Linked DNA regions of Homo sapiens: all the other regions are linked to region 2. The links are chromatin loops, found by intact Hi-C in ENCODE. Cell type or tissue: heart right ventricle. All regions are shown on one strand. Region 1 has its middle 180 kb from the start of LINC01913. Region 2 overlaps LOC105374506 (a long non-coding RNA gene). Region 3 has its middle 100 kb from the start of LINC01913.

Region 1 (8,000 bases), 280 kb after region 2:
ACTTCAGATTCTTAATAGGAGGACTGCCATCCCATTTGATAGTTTCTTTTAGTCAACAAACTCACACTTACAGGGCTTGGCACTGGGGCACAGGGTGGCAATGAATTATACACGGTCATTTTCTTCAATAAGCTCACATTCTCATGGGGCAGTCAAATATCATATAAATCACTGTATTTCACCACCATGGGTTTTACTAGAGACAGAAGGAACTATTTGATATAATGGAAAAGGCTTGAATTTGGGAATGAGAGATATGACAGTTCGAATCCCACTTTTGCAATGTGTTCAGCTCTGTCACCTTTGGAAAAGCTACTTCATCAAAGAATTTTAGTTTCTTTATTGAAAAATAGCAACAAAACACAACTTTGCAGGTGCTGGGAGGCTCCATGGCTGCAAGGAGGAGTGGCTGCCAGAAGCATTCTGCTCCCCCTGTGCTCACTCATACCAGTTCCAATCCCTGCTTTGAGGAACTGTGATGGAAAATCCAGGGAGGAAGATTAGAAGTGACGGAGGTCACATGTTTGGTACAGCAGCAGCACGTGATAGGAATTTGATAAATGATAGCTATCATGGTTGACAACTATTAGGAAAACAAAACACCATTTTTCATGTCCCTGGACTATTTCAATAACCACAGAACTCCAGTCTCTTCTCCCTCTGTGCCTTAGAGGATTCCAAGAGAGCTCTTTCTACAAAGCAGAGCTGATTTCATAAGCTCTATTTCAAACACTTAGTAGCTCTGCCCCTCGAGAAAGATCCCATCTCCTAGGCAAAGACTGTGCGCACCAACACATGTCCCCTGCAACCCCCTCTGGCTCACTGACCAGCACTCTCCTGTAAACCTCTGCCCCTTTCAAAGCCAGTCCCCCTACCACATCGTCTTTTCTCTTGCCTCTTGGTTTTGGACATTCTGTTCCCTTGGCCTGGACTTTCCAATCCAACCATGATCACTTGTGCAAATCCCTCTGAGGAGCCACACCCCAACAACCTTCACACCCCACTCGGATCCTAACTGAATCCCCAACTGCCCTCTCCTGTCTATTCTCTAGACTGCAGCAAGGCTGCTTTGCACACACAAAGCCCATCATTGGCACTCTCTTTCTTAAAACCTTCAGGGGCTCTCCTGCCATCACACTTGAATCAAAACCAACCCTCGACCAAGGCCTCCAACACCTGCCTGATCTGACCCTTCACATCCTCCCGACTTGCTCCCTGTGCTCCAGCCACACTGACCGGCCTGCAGCAACTTGAACCCTGAGCTCTTTCTCACTTCATGGGCACCAGCCCCTGCTGTAGGGAAATGCCGTCTTCCACTCCGATCCTCTGCAGAACACCCCCTGGTCAGTCTCCTGGCTTGGCTCAAGGCTACCTCCTCTGGGGACCCTTATCCAATTCCCCAAACAAAATCATGGCCCTTTTATTCTTGCTTATGTAACCTGTTCTTTCCCTTCACAGTATTAATCACAATCTGTAATTATTCTTTATGTGTTTAGGTATTTGTACGTTTTTTACTTAATGACCTTCTTTCTCTCTAGACTGTAAATTCCATGACAGGGCCTTTGCTCCAAGCAGGGAGCCCAGATCCCTTCACAAATATCCATGAAGGAGAAGCTTCCATGCAGACCTCCTGAAGGCCTCTTTTCCCTCTACCTACAAGTCAGCTAGGCCTGCTGGCCTCCTTCTGTACCCAGCAATATGATACACTGTTTTGTAGCATTTTATTTATATGGCCAAATCTCTCCAGGAATGTGAGCTTTTTCCCAACACCCCCCCGCCAAGATGGAGTCTTGCTCTGTCACCAAGGCTGGAGTGCAGTGGTGTGATCTTGGCTCACTGCAACCTCCACCTCCTGGGTTCAAGCAATTCTCCTGCTTTGGCCTCCCAAGTAGCTGTGATTACAGGCACCCACCCTACACTTGGCTAATTTTTGTATTTTTAGTAGAGATGGGGTTTCACCATGTTGGCCCGGCTGGTCTTGAACTCCTGACCTTGTGATCCACCTGCCTTGGCCTCCCAAAGTGCTGGGATTACAGGCGTCAGCCACCGCACCCAGCTGAATGTGAGCTTTTTGACACTAGAGTGATTCTTCTGTGTGTTGCCAGCATAGCAAGACCTATTCCCCCAACTCATGTCCAGCATAAGAAATAGCTAGTAAAGGTAAAGTGCTCCTAAACTTACAGAGAAAAACATTAACAGCCCTGCCTTCAGATAGCATCGTGGCTAAAACTTCACTCTAATTTCAGAGTGGAAAAGATAATAAGGAAGGGATAGAGTGAATGCAGGTATACCAAATGGAAGGTCCCTGTAAAAATCCAGAAGAAATTCAGTTAACACAGACAAAAGAGTGCTGATACAGATAATAATAAAATATGAGACAGATTTGAGAGACGTTTTGGAGAAAAAACTGACAATATTTGGGCAAAACACAGAGAGAAATGAGATGTCAAGCGTGGCTCCTCAGGACCTGGCTTGTAAACTTGGAGGATGGTGGAACCACCCACGGAGATCAGGCACCATGCAGGTCTTCATGAGGCACCGTGCAGGTCTTCAGGAGGCGGCGTGCAGGTCTTCACGGGGCGGCGTGCAGGTCTTCACGGGGCACCGTGCAGGTCTTCACGGGGCAGCGTGCAGGTCTTCACGGGGCACCGTGCAGGTCTTCACGAGGCAGCGTGCAGGTCTTCACGGGGCAGCGTGCAGGTCTTCACGGGGTACCGTGCAGGTCTTCACGAGGCAGCGTGCAGGTCTTCACGGGGCACCGTGCAGGTCTTCACGGGGCGGCGTGCAGGTCTTCACGGGGCGGCGTCCAGGTCTTCACGGGGCACCGTGCAGATCTTCACGGGGCAGCTTGCAGGTCTTCACGGGGCAGCGTGCAGGTCTTCACGAGGCACCGTGCAGGTCTTCACGAGGCAGCGTGCAGGTCTTTGAGAGGCACCGTGCAGGTCTTCATGGGGCAGCATGGAATCAATCACAAGGTGGGGGTGCCATCTAAATAACCATGTGTGTGAATGATGAAGGGAAGGGACTCTTGGGGATCTTCTCTTGGAAAAGTCATTTCACCTATCTATCTCCCATTGTTCTGAGGCAGACAAGGGGAACAGCTGATCATTCAAAAGTCATCTCTATTTGGCTATGAAAAGCAGTGATTTGAGAACAATGTATACTTAAGCTGTTCTTTCTATCCCAAACACTCCTCTGTCTCTCTCCCTTCTCTGCAGCCTGAGACCAGCATGGAGATAAGGAATAAGGTTCTAAACTAGATGATCCACTGAAGCAAAGAGTTAAATGTACTTTCAAAGGAACATAAGGACAAAACCAGATTCTCCTTGGTGTACAAAGAATCCAGGTGAATTGTCATGGGAACAGTAAATGGATGTTAGATTATTTCTAGCTACCTTTGGTTGAGTACTTGCTGTGTGCCTGGCATTTCATGTACATTGTCTATCACCTTCACACAGAACCTACAGGGATGGGAAGAAAGATTCCAAGAGAGTAACTTACCCGAGGCTGCCCAGCTAGTGAGTGATAGAGCAGGGATTTGGACTCAAGTCTGCATGACTCTGAAGCTAATCTTTTTTTAACCCTAGTGAATTTCTAGGTATTGAGTGAGCAGTACTTCAGCATTGACCCCCATATGCAAAACAAGCATTTCCAGGTGGTTAAACTTATTTAAGGTGAGGCCCTCGGGCACACTATAGAACAAAGCTAATTGGGCTCAGCAGAGATCAAAACCACGACCTTGTCCTTATTTTATCTTTCTGCCACTGGCGTGCTTAAGGCAGACAAACACTTGCCATCAAACGGCTATAAAGCGTTTTATTTCCCTTCATATTGTGTAGGTTGCTCATTTATTCAAAGAACTCAGCCTTTCAAAATAAGCCACTGGCAAGAAGAGAGAAAAGGGATGTTCCTATAAATTATCCAGTGGAAAAGCTTTTACGGCATTCGACCAGGACTTGAAATGTGGGAGGTAGGACGCTGGAAATCTACCTTGAAGATGTGCAGAACCAGCGGCAGGTCCTGGTCCCCAGGAATGGGGGGTCGGCGCGGGGAAGGGGGGAACGGTCTCTGTTTGTCTTGCTGCGTGCTCACACTGCCACCTGCTGGCATAGCCCACATCTCCGCTTCCCCAGCTCCTGTCCACCTGGAGACCCTGAGAGATTGCCCACATTTTAGCATCTCCTTTCCTCCTTGGAAGGTGTCATACTCAAGAGAAATTTTTATTTCTAGCCAAACACTCTTTTTAGCCTGACAGCAAACGGCTAGTGGGAATCCATGTGCAAGGGAACTCTGTGTGAGGAAAACAGAGAGGGAGGGGAGCGAGGAGGAGTCTATGAGCTGGTGGCTGGGAAAATCTGCTGCACCGGTGAATCCAGTTGTCATTGTCAGGACCTTCAAGGCTTTTTGGCCATGACTCTAAGAACAAAACCTCCCCAAATCCCTTTTAAATACAGTGGGGTCCATTCCTCCCTACATATTTTCTTTTCCTACAAGCACAGCGAGCGTATCTAAGGGCGGGGAGGGCTTCCAGCTTGAGCACATAGCGCCATTATTTGACGAGAGCACAGGAAGCAGCCTTCATTTTAAAAGAATTTCAGTCTTTAACTTTCATTCACTCACAGCATGAAAATAAATCACTGTGCTTGAGCATTTTAAAAATTAAAGGCTTAGATATTACATGTTACTCAAAGGCTCCTATCTTCAAATACCTATTTCCATTAGCTATTACGGTTTTTAACTTTTCTTTTTCATTATCTTGTATTCGCTTCATGAGGCATTATGTAGATGCAGCAGACTGAAATGATTTTCTCTCATTCCAAACTAAAGATGATGATGAACTCCATTCCTCTGGGGTAAGTTTGGAATAAAAAGATGGGTTACAGAATACTGGAGGTAAAAGTCAGGGATCGATCTGGTGACTTGACTCTCATATATATAAGGTTCAACAACTCAATAATAAATAAATTTAAATCATTCCCTGATTCTACTTTCCAAAGGAAGACACTGAATGATTCACTGAAAGATTCTCACTTGCCCAAATCTCCAGTTTCTTAGTAAGGGAAGGTAACATGGAATTTCTTAACCTTTGTCTAGTTTTCAGATTGTCTACATCATTCACTGCATCGACCTCCTGTCTTCTGCTTTCTCATGCAGAATTGAAACATATATACCTCATCCCCAGGAGGTCTCGTTTACTTCCGTGACTTCAAGCACACCTGAGGGCCAATGATGCCCAGGTCTGCATCCTCAGTTCTGAACACTCACCCGAGGTCTAGACCCACCTCTCTAGCTGCACACTAAATATTTTCTCCCTGAATGTCCCATAAGCACCGGAAGCTCATTGTGTCTAATCTCAAGTCTTGGCCACCCTGGCCCCAACTTCCAAACATGCTCTTCTCTCATATAATGGCCCCAGTTAATGGGAAGACTATTCACACAATTGTGTAAATCCAAACCCCAAATGTCACCTGACACCCCAATGCTTCCTGTATGATATTGATCACGAAGTTCTCTCAGGTCTACTACCTTTGTCTCCAGCTATACTGACACTTCAGCCCTTTCCAAATGGACTGCTGAAATAGTATTGCAACTATCTACTTTTCCCCATATTCAATGATCTCTTTTTCATCCTTCACATGCAAAAATGTAAAACGGATCATATCCTTGACAGCAAAATTCTGTATGCTAAATTGGACTTCATCAAAATTTAAAACTTCTGCCCTGCAAAAGACCCTGTTAAGAGAATGAAAAGATAAACCATAGACTGGGAGAAAGTATTCACAAATCACACATCTGACAGAGGGCTTGTATCTAGAATATATAAATAACTCTCAATGCTTACAATTATAAAAACAAACAATCCAACCTAAAAACGGCCAAAGGACATTCACAGGCATTGCAGAGAAGAAGATACACAGATGGCAAAGAAGCACATGAAAAGGTGTTTAACACCATTTGCCATCAGAAAAATGCAAATTAAGACTACCATGAGATATAACTACACCTATCAGAATGACTAAAATTAAGAAAAAATTGGTAACATCAAGTTCAGGAGAGGATGTAGAGAAACCGAATCACAGGTGAGAATGTAAAATGGTAGAACCACTCTGGAAAATAGTTTGGCATTTTCTTTTAAAACTAAAAATAGACTTACCATACAACCCAGCAATTGAACTCTTGAGCATACGTCCCAGAGTAATGAAAATGCATTTTCACAAAGAAATTTGCACATGGATGTCATAACTTTATTTGTAATAGCCAAAAACTACCCAAATGCCCTTCAATATGTGACTGGTTAAACTGTAGAGCATCCGTGCCATGAAATACAACTCAGCAATAAAAAGGAATGAACTCTTGATCCACACAACAACCTGGATGAGCCTCAAGGAAGTTATGCTAAGTGGAAAATGCCACTGTCAAAGAATATATACTGCATGATTCCATTTATGTAACATTTTTGAAATGACCTAATTATAGAGGTAAAGAACCATTAGTGGTTGACAGGGGTTAAGGATGGGGCAGGAAATGGGTGTAGCTATAAGAGGGTAACACAAGCGAGTCTTGTGGTGACGAAAGAGTTACATAACCTGATTATGATAGTGGTTATATGATACTACACATATAAGAAAATTGCATGGAGTCCAGGCACAGTGGCTCACGCCTGTAATCCCAGCACTTTGAGAGGTCATGTTAGGAGGATGGCTTGAGGCCAGGAGTTCAAGACCAGCCTGGGCAACATAGCAAGACCCTATCTCTACAAAAAAATTATATAAAAAAGAAAAAGAGAATTGCACGAAGCTGCACACACACATACACATGATATAAATGAGTGCATATATTTACCTGCCAGATCTAAATAAGCCCTATGGATTATATCAAAGTTAATTTCCTGTTTTTTACATACTACAGTTATGCAACATGTTCACATTAAGAAAGGTTGGGTAAAGAGTGCATGACACCTCCTTGTGCATTTCCTTACATCTTCCTGTAAATGTGTAATTATTTTTAAATAAAGTTCTTAACTGATCATGCCACTCCTTTCTTGCAGTTATTTTTAGCTCTCATTATTCATAGAATAAAACACATTCATCTACTCATAACATAAAGTGTCCTCCATTCTGGTTAATAGTCTTTATCGACTATGCTAAAATGTCCACCATTTTTTAGACAATGTTGGCCTTTACTTCTAGGATTATAGAAAATATATCCATGCAACCTGAAATTTCTCAAATTTGCCAGAGTTGGACATTCTAAGCATATTCAACAGTCATTTAGTAAATCATTGCCTGTCGAAGCCAGATTAATCTATCAAATAGTTATCCTTTCTGGATACCATAGTTTTTATACAATTTCTCTAAAAGGAAAGGAAAGATGAGGTACTGTGGTAGGGGCAATAGCTGAGTAAGAGCTGTGATAGCACACAAAGCAAAAGAAAGGGTAAAAGGAGTCCACAGATGTAGAAAATCCCCCTTTGCTGATGAATTTGCTCATTTTATAAGCCCAGTGTATTCGCTTCCTAAAGCTGCAGTAACAAGTACCACAAGCTAGGTAGCTAAAACAACAGAACTGTATCACAACCCTGAAGTCCAAATCAAGGTGTCGGCATAGGTTGTTCCTTCTGGGGGCTGTGGGAAAGAATCCGTTCCATGGCCCTCTCCTAGCTTCCAGTAGTTTGCTGGCAATCTTTGGCATTTCCTGGCTTGTAGAAGCATCGTCCCAACCTCCACCTTCTTCTTCACATGTTATCCCTCCCTGTGTGTGTCTCTCTGTCCAAATTTCTCCTTTTTAGAAGGATGCCAGTCATTTTGGATTAGGGGCCACCCTGCTATGGTATGACCTCACCTTAATTACATCTGCAACAACTGTATTTCCAAATATGATTACATTCTAAGGTTCGGAGAGTTAGGATGTCAACATAACATCCTAATTATGATGGAAATTTTGGGGGGATGTAATTCAACCCATAACACCCAGGGAGCTCTAGTAGCCAAGAAAACTCC
Region 2 (8,000 bases):
ACCACCAAGGGCATTAGACACTTAAGAAGTTTTCAACATTGAAGATATTTAAACCAACAAAAATAGCACAAAAACCAAAATAAAATTTCAACACAGATGCTGTTAATATGCTAAGGGAGAATAACGTTAAGACATTGTGTTTAATAAGAATATGTTCTATTGAAAAGAGGATATTAGAACATTTCAGAAAATGACAAAGAATTTTTAAAACTGCACATAAAAGATTGGAAAGATGGAGGACTGAGGTAAGGAGTTAAGGCAGATTATTTATAAAGCTGTAAAGACATCTCAACAGAAAACCTAAACAATAGAAGTCTGTAAAAATGATTTCAAATTCAGAAAAAAACATTCTGTTCAATTGAGAATTAAATCCAGGCAACCATCAACTGGTTTAAGATTAGGATAAAAGTATTTTCAGATCAGTAAAGTTCTATGTGTCCTTTCTCAGAAAGCTACTGAAGGATGTGCTTCATCAGCTCAGGAGACAGAGGCAAAAAAAAAACAAAAAAAACATGTAGGATCAATGTGCAGAGGCTAGCAGGCAAGCAGACCAGATTGACGTGGGAAGATGGGGTGCTCCAGAAGGAATGTTTTCACAAAAAATTGAACTAATTGATTATTTACATGGCCATTTAAAAAATAATATTCTGTTGGAGAGACTGGGAAGAATTACTGATAAGCAAATAAAGGAAGATGAAATCAAGTATAAAAAGACAGTATTAAATCCAGGAAAAACAGAAAATTATTTAAGATACAAAGATTAGGCCGGGCGCGGTGGCTCACGCCTGTAATCCCAGCACTTTGGGAGGCCGAGGCAGGTGAATCGCAAGGTCAGCAGATAGAGACCATCCTGACTAACATGGTGAAACCCCGTCTCTACTAAAAATACAAAAAATTAGCCTGGCGTGATGGCTGGCGCTTGTAGTCCCAGCTACTCGGGAGGCTGAGGCAGGAGAATGGCATGAACCCTGGAGGCGGAGCTTGCAGTGAGCCGAGATCGTGCCACTGCACTCCAGCCTGGGCAACAGAGCGAGATTCCATCTCAAAAAAAAAAAAAAACAACCACAATAAAAAGATATAAATATTAGCATAGTACATTACTTGGCTCAGGACTGAATAAAACTGCTATTATCCTTTGTTATGTAATAAATCACTAAAACCTAATATGAACAAATACTATAAGTAAAAATATTGAAAACAATGGAATAAATGAGTGTATTGTGGTGGGATAAAATAATAGAACCAAATGCTCCAAATTAGGAACTAAATAATAGATCTCTATCTTTTCTCTCTCTCTCCCTCTCTCTTTCCCTTTCACCTGCCATGTGTTGATGCAGCAAGAATGCCCTCCTAAGATGCCAGAACCTTGATATTGAACTTTCCAGCCTCCAGAACTGGGTGACAATACATTCCTATTCATTATAAATTACCCAGTCTTGGATACTCTGCTATAGCAGCACGAAACAGACTAAAGGAGTATACACAATAAAAGTCTCACAAAACTTCAAATAACACAAAGAGGCAAGACAACTGAGTCAACCCAAAACATGTAAGTACCCTGAATATAAAAGAACAGAACCGTTAGAAGTCAATATCATATTCTCATTGCAGAGAGCAACTTTATTTTCACAAAATAAATCTAGCACATTATCTAGTATGTTTTTGTTTTTGTTTTGAGACGGAGTCTCGCTGTTTTGACAGGCTGGAGTGCAGTGGCGCGATCTCAGCTCACTGCGACCTCCGCCTCCAGGGTCCAAGTGATTCTCCTGCCTCAGCCTCCCAAGTAGCTGGGACTACAGATGTGCGCCACCATGCCCAGTTGCTTTTTTTGTATTTTTAGTAGACAGGGGGTTTCACCATGTTGGCCAGGATGGTCTCGATCTCCTGACCTCATGATGCGCTGCCTCCCGCAGTACTGGGATTACAGGCGTGAGCCACTGCGCCAGGCCTAGCTAGTGTTTCTAAACTAGATGTTATTGGTTTGTAATGCTGTTAATACTTAATTTATAAGTATTAATTAATTTGGTTTTAAGTGGCATAAAAACCATAAACATAAGAAACATACCTAGTTTTATCTTTGTGCTTTTATAATGTTATAAAAAATTTAAATTAACATTGGAATTTCATAAGTTTTTTCTTAAAATCTGTATATTATTTCAGTTAGAGAATTACTGTCCTATAATTATTGCCTTAACAAAGGGCAATTCCTTCCCACTGAATACAACATATTATTTCTACTCCTGTTATTTTACAATTGTAATCACTGCTTTTTATATTTAAAGATAGCAGGGTAAAAGAAGCATGGTTAAAGACAGATCTGGATGTGATTTTTGTAATTATGCCACTGTACACAAAGTGCTAGCCTGCACCTAGCACTTTGCTATAATTATGGACATAATTATATCTTCCTCAAATATTTGTGAAGATTAAAACATCAAGCTCAAAGCAGGAGCTGGACAAATAGGTTGTGGTTCACAAAAGATAGAGCCATTAACCTTATATATAGTTACACATGAAAAGTATACTATGAAATCTATTTTGAAGATGAAAAGTTGATAATCCTTTGGTTGACATGAAAATGGGGTGTTCACAAATACGTGTACATCTCTTTTCTTCATTTCAGTGTCAATCGATGGCAGTTGGAACTAGCTACTAGTAATTTTCCTCATCAATAGTTCTTGGATCTATTAAATTATACCTTTTCTCATTTGCTTTGTCATTTTAAAATCAATATAAACATATTCCAACTGTTTTATTAAATTGGAAAATTACTGAAATTGAGTCTCCAAAGTTGACCCAGAAACCAGCTGTTCTAAAATAGTATTTTCTGTTTTAGGTAGATCCCACAAAAATGCCATGAATGACATAGCACAGAAAAGCCAAGGGGAGAAGAGCTAAGAGAAAGTCTGAGATATTCTTCCTAGGAAGCAGAAAGTATAAGTTTAACATGGACATTCTCTAGAAAATGTTGAACAAGAGGGGGCTTCCCCACTGTATCCGTAAATATCCTAGCCCTCAGAATCATCACTACCACCCTCAAAATAATTATGCAGTATTCCTGTATATTTTTACAATTTAATTGTTACAATTGTGCAAAGTATTTTCACATACATAAACTGTCCCTCAGTTTACAGAAAATAGCACTATTAGCCTAGTGTAGCTCCAGGATTCAAGCCCATTCTTTCACTTCACAGCAACCTAGTGTCTCCTCCACAGTGAGAGAGTAGGAAGTCTTGCACCTACAAGGCTAACGAAATCAAATTTGCACATGAACTCAAAGGCACGTTAAAATGAGTTCAGTAAAAAACAAAAAGGTATTCATATCTCCTATTAAATAAGTTCCTAAGGAATAAGCATTTCTTACACTTTTAAAAAGAAAAGACTAAAAATCACATTTTATACTGATTGGGATGACCTGTTTTAATGAGCAGTGGACATGTTCAAATTTATAAAACATCTTGATCAGATATACAAAGTAAAAAAATCAGAATAGATCTGAGAAGAAAGGACCGGATGTTCTCGCTAAAGCTTAAAAAGAAATAAGACCATGTGCCTCAAAGGAATAGAAATATGAGGTCATGGGAAAGTCCTGAAATGTTTCAGCCTGCCATGGGAGCATGCTTGCTTATTGACAAGGGAAGAACAATAGATTTGTTAGGAGAGATTAAGAAAGAGACAAAACATCAATAAACAAGAGTTTTAAAATTTTTACCACCCACAAAAAGACTATCTAAATGATTCAAATGCATTTTTGATGTCAAATCCTGCAAATACAATTTCTTTCTGCTCTGGAATAAACCAATACATAAAATGATGCTAAATACATTTAAAGTATGCTCCCATGAATAAGACTTGGGTCTATATTCAAATGCTGACTCAGCGATTGTCACATGACTCAATTATTACAAAGTGAAGCAAAAATTGCTTATTCCTGGTTAATCAGCTGGGAACCCCATTCCTTATAAAAGAAGGTTATAACTTCTTCACACGAAATACAACAGGAGAAAATTTTATCTTAATCAGACAAGCTAATTGGTATTATAGACTGTGTGCCACTTATCAATTTATTGCTTCTTATTTCTGAATTCACCCTTCACTATATGCTCTGTACCAAATCAAGGATTCCTTTAAAACTTTTCACTTTAATGAGCACAATGTTAAGATTTCTCAGTAGAGGGCGCTGGAGAGACATTGCAGGAGGAAGAGATTAGCTGTATGGGTGTGCAGACATCCAGTGGAATGTGCCCCAGCCACCAGCTTAGAACATGATTCCATTGAGACCTCGTTGCATCCTAGACGTATCAATAACCTTTCTTCAGTCCTCTAGACATGGAAACCAGAACCCTCCACACATGTAGGTGTTGCTCTGATGGCCTCCTGCCACACCAACACCTGGACTCTCTGAGTGGATTTCCAACATCTGCTTCTGACCTGGAGCATCAAACACCAAGCACTGTTTCAAAACCCCACTCTCATGCCAGGCTGCATGTGCTACAGGCCTTCTACCATGGCTGGCACCAGACTCTCACTGCAAAACCATGCCACCACGTGCTAACCTACCTAACCTACCCTGCTTGCCCAGGAACTCTAGACCTGCTCAGGCCTGGCCTAACCAGTAAACACCTCTGCTATCCATTGGGCTAAACTATACCTTCCCCAACAAGGTCTGAAACACGCCCCTTCTGAGTTTGTCCTCCCTTAGGCACTCTTCCTCAGCCCTAGGCTACTATATAGTTTCCTTATATAGTTTCTCTTTTATCACAGTTAATAATTCTTTACATTAACTTCCCTTATATAACCTGCTGTCTGGTTTCTGTCTCCCAATTGGACCCAGACTACTACAGCTTGGAAATAGAGAAAATAAATCAAATCTAAAATCAAGAAATATGCTTTAATTTATTAAGTACTATATGCCAGACCATAGACAATTTAAGTATTTTATATCATTTAATCTTCAAAATAATTCAGCAGGATTAAATATTTGAGGCTCAGAAAGATTAAATAATGTGTCCATGTTTGTTCAGCTTAGTTGGAGGCATAAACAGATTTCAAACCATTGTCCATCTGAATACAAATAATTTTAACTTATGAAATTAAATATGCATATTGATAAAGTTATATATTTTTATTTATACATTTATCTTTCTATGAATATATCTATCTAAATAATGTCTTTTCTGCATGGAGTAAATTGTATTGAGAGAAGATATATTTGGGGAGTATAATTAGTGAAGCTTGGTGGTTGACTAGGTGGAGTCATGAGATATTGACAGGTATGGAAAGTAGAATTGATTATAAACATTCCTTGAAAGTTGAATGACGTTGAGCTCTCATTAGAATCACGGCAGGATTTATCACCAAAGGTGTGACAGAAAATAAAAGCAAGACTTAGAGGAAATTCATTGGAATAATGAGTGTGAAGCATGGATGTGTAGTGGGAAAATCAGAACTAGAGGATGTTCTGAGCATTTGCTGCAGAATCCTGGTAGAATGTGCTGAGAGTCCTGCATATAAAGGCAGCAGTGGGGATGCAGGGAATCCATAGGATGGATTCATTTCCAAAGGTACATCATTTCTATGATGGATTTGGCATCAGAATTGGTAAGATGGTTGAACAAGAGACAAATCTGAAGACTGGGAACATGTTATAGGAGAATCTCTGGAAATCCTTCACAAAGGAATGAGCCCTCTTAAAGCATCATAAAACAATCTTTTTCTTCTCATGGGAAACAAGTAACCAACAGTAAGATAAAGCCTTATCAACTATTCATAAGCCAAATATACCAAGATAAGATAAAATTGCTATTTGGTACCAATATGTGTTCACTATTTTTATATATATATATATAAAACAATAAAAAGGGCTGGAAAGGTTTTCTTCTCCTTAGCAGAGATGCAAATGAGTAGTCTCTACAAAGACCTGCCTGGAAGGCTGCAGCAACCCTATGGTTATAAACCGCATTGCCTAGACGTGGAAGTCAGCTCTAGAACCCAGAACTGTTCAGATAACTGAAGAATTCTGGGTCTGTAGCAGTTCTGTGTTACTTGGTATTGTACTTCATAGAGAAATGAGAGAGTGCAAAACCCTGTGATATGCTTCTTTCTTTAGTCTTATGCAGTATTTGTTTGATTGCCATCACAAATAATCAGAGTACTACCTTTCTCAGAGAGAAGAGACAATCTCAAATTTGGTCATTCCTAAAAAACGAAAACCTGGTGCCTTAGAAAATAACAGAAGAGAGGAAATGGCTTTCTTAACAGGCATGGTCAATTTGGGACATACTGAGCATACTGTAACTTTAGGAAAAATAAAAAATAAGCAGAGTGAAAAATAGAACCTAAGCTCAGGAGAGAAACTGAGAGACCATCTATAGGGAAATAACTGTATGACACAGAAGGCTACAGTTAAAAGGAAACATGTAGTTGTTCCAGTTTAATTCCCTTATTTTTTAGAGAGTAAGCTGAACCACTGAGAGGTAGGTGTTACCTCTGTTACTTTGGTACTTTTCCAAAGTGTATTAGGGTTCTCCAGCAAAACAGAGCCAACAGAAGATGTGGGGTGTGTGTGTGTGTGTGTGTGTGTGTGTGTGTGTGTGTATCCTATTGTTATATATACATACCAACATATAGACCAATAGGATATATATATTAGAAACAGATTTATTATAAGGAATTCGTTTGCTTCATTATGACAAATCCCAAGATATGCAATCAGAAAGCTGGAGACCAAAGAGAGTCAATAATGTAACATAATAAGGAAATAAAAGAAAGGAGTACATCTCTATAAATAAATATGTGCATATATATGCATATATATACTGATATATTCCTAGCAAAATAAAGAGTAAATACTCATGGGAATTAAAATCCTCATTTCTGTAAATGATCATGTGGTTGTAACTGGTATTTATAACTCCCTTCTTCCATCACCCATTCTGTATTCCTTTTGTCTTCAGCAAGCACCTCAGTTGGTCATGCTTCTTTATATCGTGGAGTGATCCAAACTTTCATTTCTGAAGGATTTTGGTCATTCATAGTCATTACTGGATTGCATTGTTGTAGTTTCCCATTGACCTTAATCACAGGACATGGTAAAACTAAGAGACATCTTAAGGTGTCTTCTGTATTCCAGACCTACTCTTTCTTACCAGTGTTGTGGAGCAGTAGTCAAATTTCCCCTTGGTATTCAGATCAATCAACCTACCCAGCACAGTAACTCTTCTTTTCCTGTTGATTCAGAGGCATGAGGAGCCCAGATTGGCCAGATGGTAGTCTTAACTTCCAATTCGAACAGTAAACTATCTTACATGCCATTCTATCCTTTTTGGTTTTGTTTTCATTTTTAACTTTAAGAAATATCCTGGAGATGTTTTCTTACTGGTACACATAAAGCTGCTTAGCTTTTCATTTTGTGCTGTTGCAACAATTTATTTAACTGATCTCTTGCTACAAAAATTATTCTTATACATAAATTACTTTATGCATATGCTGGCATATCTATACTGTTTATTATATACATTAAGGTTCTAATGTAGAAGTGGACTTGAAGGATTCAAAAAGTGCATTTCTATTTATGAGAGACAACGTACAATTGCTCTCAGTACTGAGTTTACCGATTTACCTTCCCAGAAACAATGAGAAGTGTTTGTTTTCCCAGACCATTGCCAACATAGTTTGTAATCAAGCATTCTGGTCTTTGCTACCCCAATAATTTTTAAATGTGATCACATGATAATTTTGATTATATTTATCTTATTAAGAGAAAACTGGCATCATTTTAAATATTTGACATTATTTATATTTTCTTTGCTATAAATTATCTGAACATACCATTTGCCCATTTTTTCTTAAATATTTATAGTAGTTCTCTATTAAGGAAATTAACACTTTGGTGTACAAATTTTTTTATATAATCAAATTCTACTATCTCTTTAACTCAGTATTTTTAGACATCCAAGTGATATTGTGAGAATTAGATTTTGATTGCATTCTTTTCTTCA
Region 3 (8,000 bases), 360 kb after region 2:
AGTCTTATTACGGTGGAACCAGCCTACCAAGGGACACTGATGCAGGATAGAATGAAGAGACACCTTCTCCAGTCACCTTCAGCTGATTCAAAGGTTCTTGTGGTTTATCAAAACAGCATGCGATATTCCCATTCATAGGTGGGAATTGAACAATGAGAACACTTGGACACAGGGTGAGGAACATCACACACTGGGGTGGGGGGAGGGGAGGGATAGCCTTAGGAGATATACCTAATGTAAACGACGAGTTAACGGGTGCAGCACACCAACATGGCACATATATACATATGTAACAAACCTGCATGTTGTGCACATGTACCCTAGAACTTAAAGTATAATTTTAAAAAAAATCATGTGAGATAGGAACATGGTTCTAAGCTAAGCGTGTTTCTCTACTGGCAATGAACTGGTGAAGCAGATGGGAAAGGGCAGAATCCATCAAACGGCCATCAGCCAAGCAAGGCCAGCTTTGCTAACCAAATGATTCAGACACATTTGTCATTCCCCGCCTTCCATGTGCAGGTGCTGCATCTTAAAAACTTAGGGCTCCCATTTCAGCCATCCCATGTAGAAATATGCAGCCTATTTCCACTTCCCATCATGTTGCATATATCATTTCTCTTTCTAGTTTCATTGTAATTCATAGGGATTGCAGGCAACAATGAGTCAGCAATGATTAACTGGAGGAGATACCTCTAAGTCACAGATCAATTCACTTACTTCTTTAGCAATCTGAAGAAGGCATCTCATTTCTTTGTGGTTATTTTAGTAACATTGAACCTCAGTAATAAATGAGACTTCAGAGCTCATCTTTCTGTCTGAGGTTGAGTTTAAATCTTAGCAGATGGGGTAGGGAACGGGGGCAGAGAGGAAATTTTGCAAGGGGCCTCTCCTACCAGGCCACACATCCAGATAGCCTCACCCTGCACCATAAAGACTCATCTCATTTTATGACCACCAAAGGCTCTGCAGAAACTTCCCAAGTGTTAGGCAAAGATGTAGGTTCAAGGTGATTATTTCATGACTTACAGAATAAATACTTGGGAAAGAGTACTCAACCCTGAAGTCGACACTCACCAAATTACCTTTTCCAGCTAAGGTAGAGAACAATCTGATTTTTTTAGTGCTAACTATAGACTATTCTCCTAAGAAATTTTTCGGTCCTCTCCACCAGTCTGAGAGCAGGCGCTAGAAAATCGGACTGATTTACTTGATTTTCTTTCCCTGATACAACAGTGCAGTTAGCAAGAAAATGGTCAAAAAGGCAAGCAAACAGATCAGCTGAAAGAAATTAAATTAGGAAAGAGGCACAGTGAGCCCATGGACTCTTTTTCCCAGGCCTCCAGAACGTCACCACACCTTGATTTGACTCCATTAACAAACTTATCTAGAGAGAGCTGGATTGCTTGCTAGGTATTTTAGTATGTATTAAGTATAAATTCAAAAATAAAAATGCAATCCATTTTTGTGCTAGTTCCAAGAGGTGGATATAACCATCACACACAGTACTTCCTAGGATGTATTAGTTATTTACATCACTAAATAAAGCGCAAGACAGTAAAATGCGTATCCAATTTTCTGGCTATGGAGGACCTTTGGTCCATTATTTAACTTCTCAGTTTACCCATCTGTAAAATGGGTATAACAATACTTCCTACTATTCTATATAGCAGGGTTTCACAACCTCAGCATTATCAACTTTTGGGGCCAGATAATCCTTTGTCGTGGAGGGCTGCCCTGTGCATCTTAGGATGTTTAACAACATCCCTAGCCTCCACCCAGTAAATTCCTGTAGTATTCCCCCACCTCACTTATGACAATTTAAAAAGTCTCCGGATATTGCTAGATGCCCCCTGGGGGCAGAAATCATCCATAGTTTAAAATCACTGCTGTAGAGGAATAAATGAACCGATATATATTTAACTCTTAGACCTATTCCAGGCACACAGCAAATGCTCATGACTTGACCCAAAGGATAACAAGTCTGGAGAATAGAGAGACAATTTGTTCTTTAACAAAGAAGAACTTCACTTTCCTTGTAGAGCTCCTAATAAAGTTAAAAATCATTCTCTGATACATTTCTCAATCATTCTCCATCCTTCAAAGACCTTGGTGAAAGGATCCAGGTGGTACTGACTACCTGACAAACTTACAAGCACTTGCGTTATCCCCCTCTTCTCTATTGAATGATACAAGCAATTTGTTGAAAATTGTGTTTATTATCCCCGTTGATACTTGAACACCTGCCCAGCCGAAGACATTGTATACTATAGAGAATATTTTTATTGGATTTAACCAACAATAAAAATAACCCTTCTGGTCTCACTCTTTTTATCTTCGTTTAAAAACCATTTTGTTATCACATCAAAAATGCGGTTTCTCTACTACACTAAGGGAACTGTTATCGCAACTCACTGCCTCTTTGATGCCCAGCACTATCCCAGTGATAAATAATGAGCACAGCCATTCCATTAATGGACAGCTCTCAACGAGAAAGTTTGTCCTTACCCCAAGCCTAACTCTCTCTCCTTGTAATCTCTCTGCACACTGTTCAGTCAAGTACTAATTATGCAGCTGCTGTGTGCAAGGGCCCATGGCCTTGGTCCACACAGGGGTTCTATTCCCTTTCATGACAAAAATCCAGACACATGATGATAATGATGACTTCTTATTTTGGGCCTCTCTTCCCTAGCTAAACGTACCGAGTTCCGTTCACTATTTCTCATAAATTGTGGTATCCTGGCCCCTAACCATTGTGGTCTCCTTCTTTTAGATAAATTTGAATTTGTCAATGGACTCTCTAAATGAGGTATCTGCATTGCACGCCACACTCCAGCTGTTATCTAACCCAGGAAAGAACCCAGCAGGGTTATTACATCTCTGAGCTACAACCATTAGACCTGCAATGCAGCCCAAGATGGGCTATCTCTTTAGCAGGCAAAGCCTCTCAGACTCTTAAGCTTTAAGACAAAGTAAGAGCTCAGATTTTTATCATGCAAATTCCCTCCCAGCAAGTTAACCCCCACTCTGTGTACTCACAGGCCATATTTTGAACCAAAGATAATCATCTATTTATCCCTACTGTATTTAATCTTGGAGTCTTGAGCAGAGGCCAGAATGTCAAGATAGCTTTGCATGTTGGTTCTATAAATCATGGCATCAGCTACTTCTTCCTCCCCCAGTTTTTCCCAGCAGCTTTAGGCCCTCGTAAATTTTAACTTGAATAAATTGTTATATGTGTTTCTAAAAAAGAGTATGCAAATTGTAGCCCACAGCCCAAATTCAGCCACTACCTGTTTTGCAAATAAACTTTTATTGGCGCACAGCCATGCTCATTTACTATTGTCTATGACCGCTTTCCTATTACGACAGCAAAGTTAAGAATTTGCAATGGGCTGGGCACGGTGGCTCATGCCTGTAATCCCAGCACTTTGGGAGGGCAAGGTGGGTGGATCACCTGAGGTCAGTAGTTCAAGATTAGCCTGACCCACATGGAGAAACCTCATCTCTACTAAAAATACAAAATTAGCCAGGCATGGTGGTGCATGCTTGTAATCTCACCTACTTGGGAAGCTGAGGCAGGAGAATTGCTTGAACCCAGGAGGTGGAGATTGCAGTGAGCCGAGATCGTGCCATTGCACTCCAGCCTGGGCAACAAGAGTGAAACTCCATCGCAAAAAAGAAAAAAAGAAAAAAAAAAAAAGAAGTTGTAGTGGAAACCATATAGTCCACAAACCAAACATATTTACTATCTGGCCCTTTATGAAAAAATTTTATGATCCCCCAACCTAAAGCCTTGAAATATATGTAATAGACTTAAGCCAAAATCAGGGTGCTATGGACCTCCAGTTTATTTAAAATGACAAACCAGCACATTTAGGAACAGTGGCTCACACAGCTTTGAATTCATTTAAAAACAAGGCCGTTCCCAGGGCCTGTGCAGAACTCAAAATATACTCTCTGCTATTGGCATTACTTCATCCTAATAATCCCATCCAAGTAAAAATAGGATTAATGAATTAACTGTGCATTAATTCAAAATTTGTTCTCTTATGATAGAAGTAGATGAGGTGAGGGAATGGGAAACAGAACATGTAAATCTTGAAGAAAACAACAGGAGTCTGAAGAGAAAACTGATTCTCAGAAGCCCCTGGAGAAAACTGATTCTCAGAAGCCCCTGGAAACCAAGAACCAAGAGGGGTTTTTGTAGAGATATATGGATTTGTTTTTTTGAGGATTAATGTTTCCTCTCACGCTGGCCTTTGTTGGGGTTAACATTGCTCCTGAGGCAGGCAACTTGGAAAATTACCACAGCTGCTGCTTAAAACCTGCCAGATGGGCTTCCTCATTGTTTCCCCCATAGACAGGTGATTACTAACTAAACCCAACACTGTAATGGAATCCAATGTTCTCATAGGGTAGTAAATTCTCATAGCCTTAAATCCAGGCAACCCAAAGCCATTTTTCCCCCTTTAAACTCCATGCCCTTTGCTTATTTCCAACTAACAGTTCCCACAGCAGGTTCTAGAGCCTAAATACCGCAGGCTAGATTGTGCAATGTCAGGCTGACGGCTCAGGGGAAAAAATAATATTTGCATTTGAAAACACACACTGATACAGCATGGATGCCTGTCCCCTCCAAATCTCATGTTGAAATATGATCCCCAATGATGGAGACGGGCATTTAGGTCATGAGGTTTAGGCATTTAGGCTTAGGTCATGAGGGCAGATCCCTCATGAATGGCTTGGTGCCCTCCCCACAGTAATAAGTGAGTTCTCACTCTATGAGTTCATGTGAGATCTAATTGTTAAAAAGAGCTTGGCACCTCTTCCTCTATCTCTTGCTCCCTCTCTTGCCATGTCACACTCCAGCTCTCCTTCCCCTCCACCATGACTAAAAGCTTCCTGAGGCCTCACCAGAACCCAAGCAGATGCTGGTGTCATGCTTGTACAGTCTGAAGAACCATGAGCCAAATAAACCTGTTTTCTTTATAAACTACCCAGTCTCAGGTATTCCTTCATAACAATGCAAAACAGAATAGCCAAACCCTATTGTTAAAAAATGTTAGGCCCAATGCACTGAGTCTGAAAATGATCGTGCAAATGGGTCATTTGCCAGGAGGAGAGAATATTGCCAAGTAGTTCAGGCCATGGGCAGGCCTGGAATGGATTCTTGACCTGCTTGTTTCCTCCAAATCTCAGTTTCTTCATTTGCAAAATAGAAATAATAGTAACATTTCTTCACAGGGCTGTTGAGAGAATTAATGATATAATGCATATAGAGTACATAGTATGTGGTATCTAGGAAACATTCAGGAAATGTTTAAATTTACAAGAATTTCTAAGACGATACCCAAAGTACCCCTCTCTGGACAACAACACTAAAGTCACACACACCACTTAACAAATGAGAACACAAGAACATGCAAGTTTTTAGATTTTTCCCAAGGCAAGAAAACAAGCACTGGTGCAGATGTGGAAAGAATGTTTTCAGTCTACTGCCTACCTGTGATAACCCAAAAAAGAAGTCATTATTAAACAAGCAATTGCCTTTGTTTTATTGTTTTTCCAAATAAATTCACCCATGTTGAACCTAAAAGCCAGCCACATGTGACTCCCCACGTCCTCCAGCCTTGCTGTATAACCCTTACCTGTAATATGTGCATTAAGAGACAGGTTCAGCTCCAAAGCAGAGAGACACACAAATACCATGGCTCAAAATAAATAGACATTTACTCCACCCTCATGGCAACAGTCTGGAGGTGACACAAGAGGTTAGGTAGCTCAGCTCGACAGGAGCATCCAGGGACTCAGGCTCTTTCTGCTTTGTTGTTCTGCCATCTCCTGAGCTCCCTGAACCAGCAGGACCAGCATCACTCAAGAACTAGTTAAATATGCACATTTCTGGGATTCTACCTCAGACTTACTGAATCAGAAATTCTGGGGGCCCAGCCATCTGTGCTTTAACAAGCCTTCTAAGTACTGTCGTTACCCAAGTAGTCAAAATGAACTTACCGCCATTTCCATGTTCTAGATCATGGAAAGGTAGAAAAGAAGAAATGAAAGACAAATCATTTCCTTTCAAGGAAGTAAAAGGGAAACTGCACATGTTGCTCATTCTGTTCACTCTTCCTTGGCAAGATGCATGGTCAAAACGATACATCCAGCTGCAAGGCAAATGCAGTCCCCAGCAGCATAGTTATGGCAAACTGGAGGAATTGGGCGGGGGGCGGGTTCTATTAAAACCAAGAATAGATATTGGGGAAGGGGGACAATTAGAAGTCTCTACAACAGTATTTAAATGGAAATGGGTACAGTCTCCCACCCCCGCACACAGAGGAAACTCAGTATCACTGGTACCTCTCAGAGGTTGCATTATTCCCTTGACACTTCTAGATTTGATTTCCTCCTTCCCCTGAATAATTATCTTACTTAAGTCAATCCTCCCCTCGTATCTTTCCTTCATTTTCCCCAAAATCCTTACATGAGAGTACTTACCTGGAACAATGATGGTGAAGGGATATTACTGCCCAGCAGATCATTTAAAATCAAATCTGAGACCCCTTTGTTCTAAAGACCTCCTTACCCTTTCCAACAAGAACCTCACCCTGCTCAACTTTCTTACCCTTCCCATCTCTCAGCTCCTTACCCCTCACTTCTGAACTGCCCATGGGAATCTAAAATGGCTGCCAGCTCCTTTTAAAGAGAAATAATTCTTATCTCCACTATGCCAGCAGGGGCAAGGAGGCAGGGTGAGCAGGAACACCCTCTCATACCTGAAGAAGTTAATAGCAAAATTTTCTAAACAAAGGCAAATCTCATCCTCTCTTACCAGGTTTAAAACAATACAATTTTTTCCTCCACCCAGAAACAGGCCATGGTGCCACCCTGCATTGAAGTCAATCAAATCAAAAAGTCTTAGAAGAAGGGATTATGTAATTGTTTCAGAGGTTAGTTTTCTATTATTTAAAATGGGTTCTTCAAAACTAAATCTTAAGTATGAAATGGCACTGATGTACTGAAGCATCATTTCTAGACAAGAATTCTCTCTCCTGCTCTTAATTAAGGTTTTTTTCCCTTAATTACCAGAGGGGAGAAATGTTTAGTTATTTGAAATCTTAAAAGTAGATGGTTAAAAAGTTGAAACAGTACAATTAAGTACAAAATCAAAAGGAAAAATCTCCCTCCCTATTCTATTTCTTCCCAAAGGTTACTTTGTTAGCAACTGCTTGTGTATCCTTCTGGGGGGGAAAAAGTTCTTATTATAATGATGAATATGTCTAAGAAGGTACTGAATGCTTAACCCATGCTAGGCACACTGTACTAAGCGTTTTGCATAATAAGCCTGTAATCCTCCCAACAACCCTATGACATGAGTACTATTATTCTTAGCCCTGATTTTACAGGTGAAGAATCTGAGGCACAGCGAGAGACGTAGGCAACTCACCCAATGTCACACACTAAGCAGTAGAGATAAGAATCAGCCCATCCAGGCAGACTCCAGAGCCCAACCTCTTCAGCACCATGCTTAGTGGGATCTTCTCCACCCAGTGAACCATACATTTCTCAAAGTAAAGCCATTGAGCCACTTACTCAAGGGATCCCAAGGTATCTGTTTAAGAGATGTTCTCCCTCTCATCTATGCATAGCATTCCTAATTTGTTCCCTGCCCAAGAATTTAAAATATATATTTAAAAGAAAAATACAAAATGGAAAGAAGCTTATGGAAATAGAGATCAGACCCAAGGAACAGCAAGAGATGGGCTGGAGTAGCCCTTTCCCTCACTTTCCCTGTGTCATCTCTCCTAAGGAAGCACTGGTATGAGCATTTCCAGGGAAACAGATGGAAGAGGGAGGGAACAGAAGTGGGAAGTGGGTTCTTTCAGCCTAGAAGAGAAGCTGGTGGGGCATCTCCCAGGGAAGTTCCATCTAGGGAGAAAAGGTGGCTCCACAGAGGTGTCCTGATTCCAGATCCCAGAGAAAGGACTTGGAATGAGCAG

What was found. Peaks named below come from ENCODE experiments on the same cell type or tissue, not always from the same donor. Only the 100,000 strongest peaks of a DNase experiment are listed, where the experiment ranks them.
Region 1: a loop joins it to region 2, with 8 times the contacts of the local background. A loop is called at or near these places in 51 of 110 quality-filtered maps.
Region 3: a loop joins it to region 2, with 2.9 times the contacts of the local background. A loop is called at or near these places in 35 of 110 quality-filtered maps.

The regions. Positions count from the first base shown.
Region 1 is chr2:41,694,895-41,702,894 of GRCh38, forward strand. No RefSeq gene overlaps it. Among named protein-coding and RNA genes, the nearest start is that of LINC01913, 180 kb to the right of the region's middle. In heart right ventricle, CTCF peaks have their summits at 4,121 (motif pointing left) and 4,343; a DNase peak (open chromatin) is centred at 4,087; H3K4me3 peaks cover 531 bases.
Region 2 is chr2:41,410,442-41,418,441 of GRCh38, forward strand. It overlaps LOC105374506 (a long non-coding RNA gene), which reads right to left. Exons shown (of 4, transcript XR_939997.3): 4 at 2,088-8,000. Among named protein-coding and RNA genes, the nearest start is that of LINC01913, 460 kb to the right of the region's middle. In heart right ventricle, a CTCF peak has its summit at 4,174 (motif pointing right); no DNase peak of the experiment used is centred here; H3K27ac peaks cover 1,274 bases.
Region 3 is chr2:41,771,261-41,779,260 of GRCh38, forward strand. No RefSeq gene overlaps it. Among named protein-coding and RNA genes, the nearest start is that of LINC01913, 100 kb to the right of the region's middle. In heart right ventricle, no CTCF peak of the experiment used is centred here; no DNase peak of the experiment used is centred here.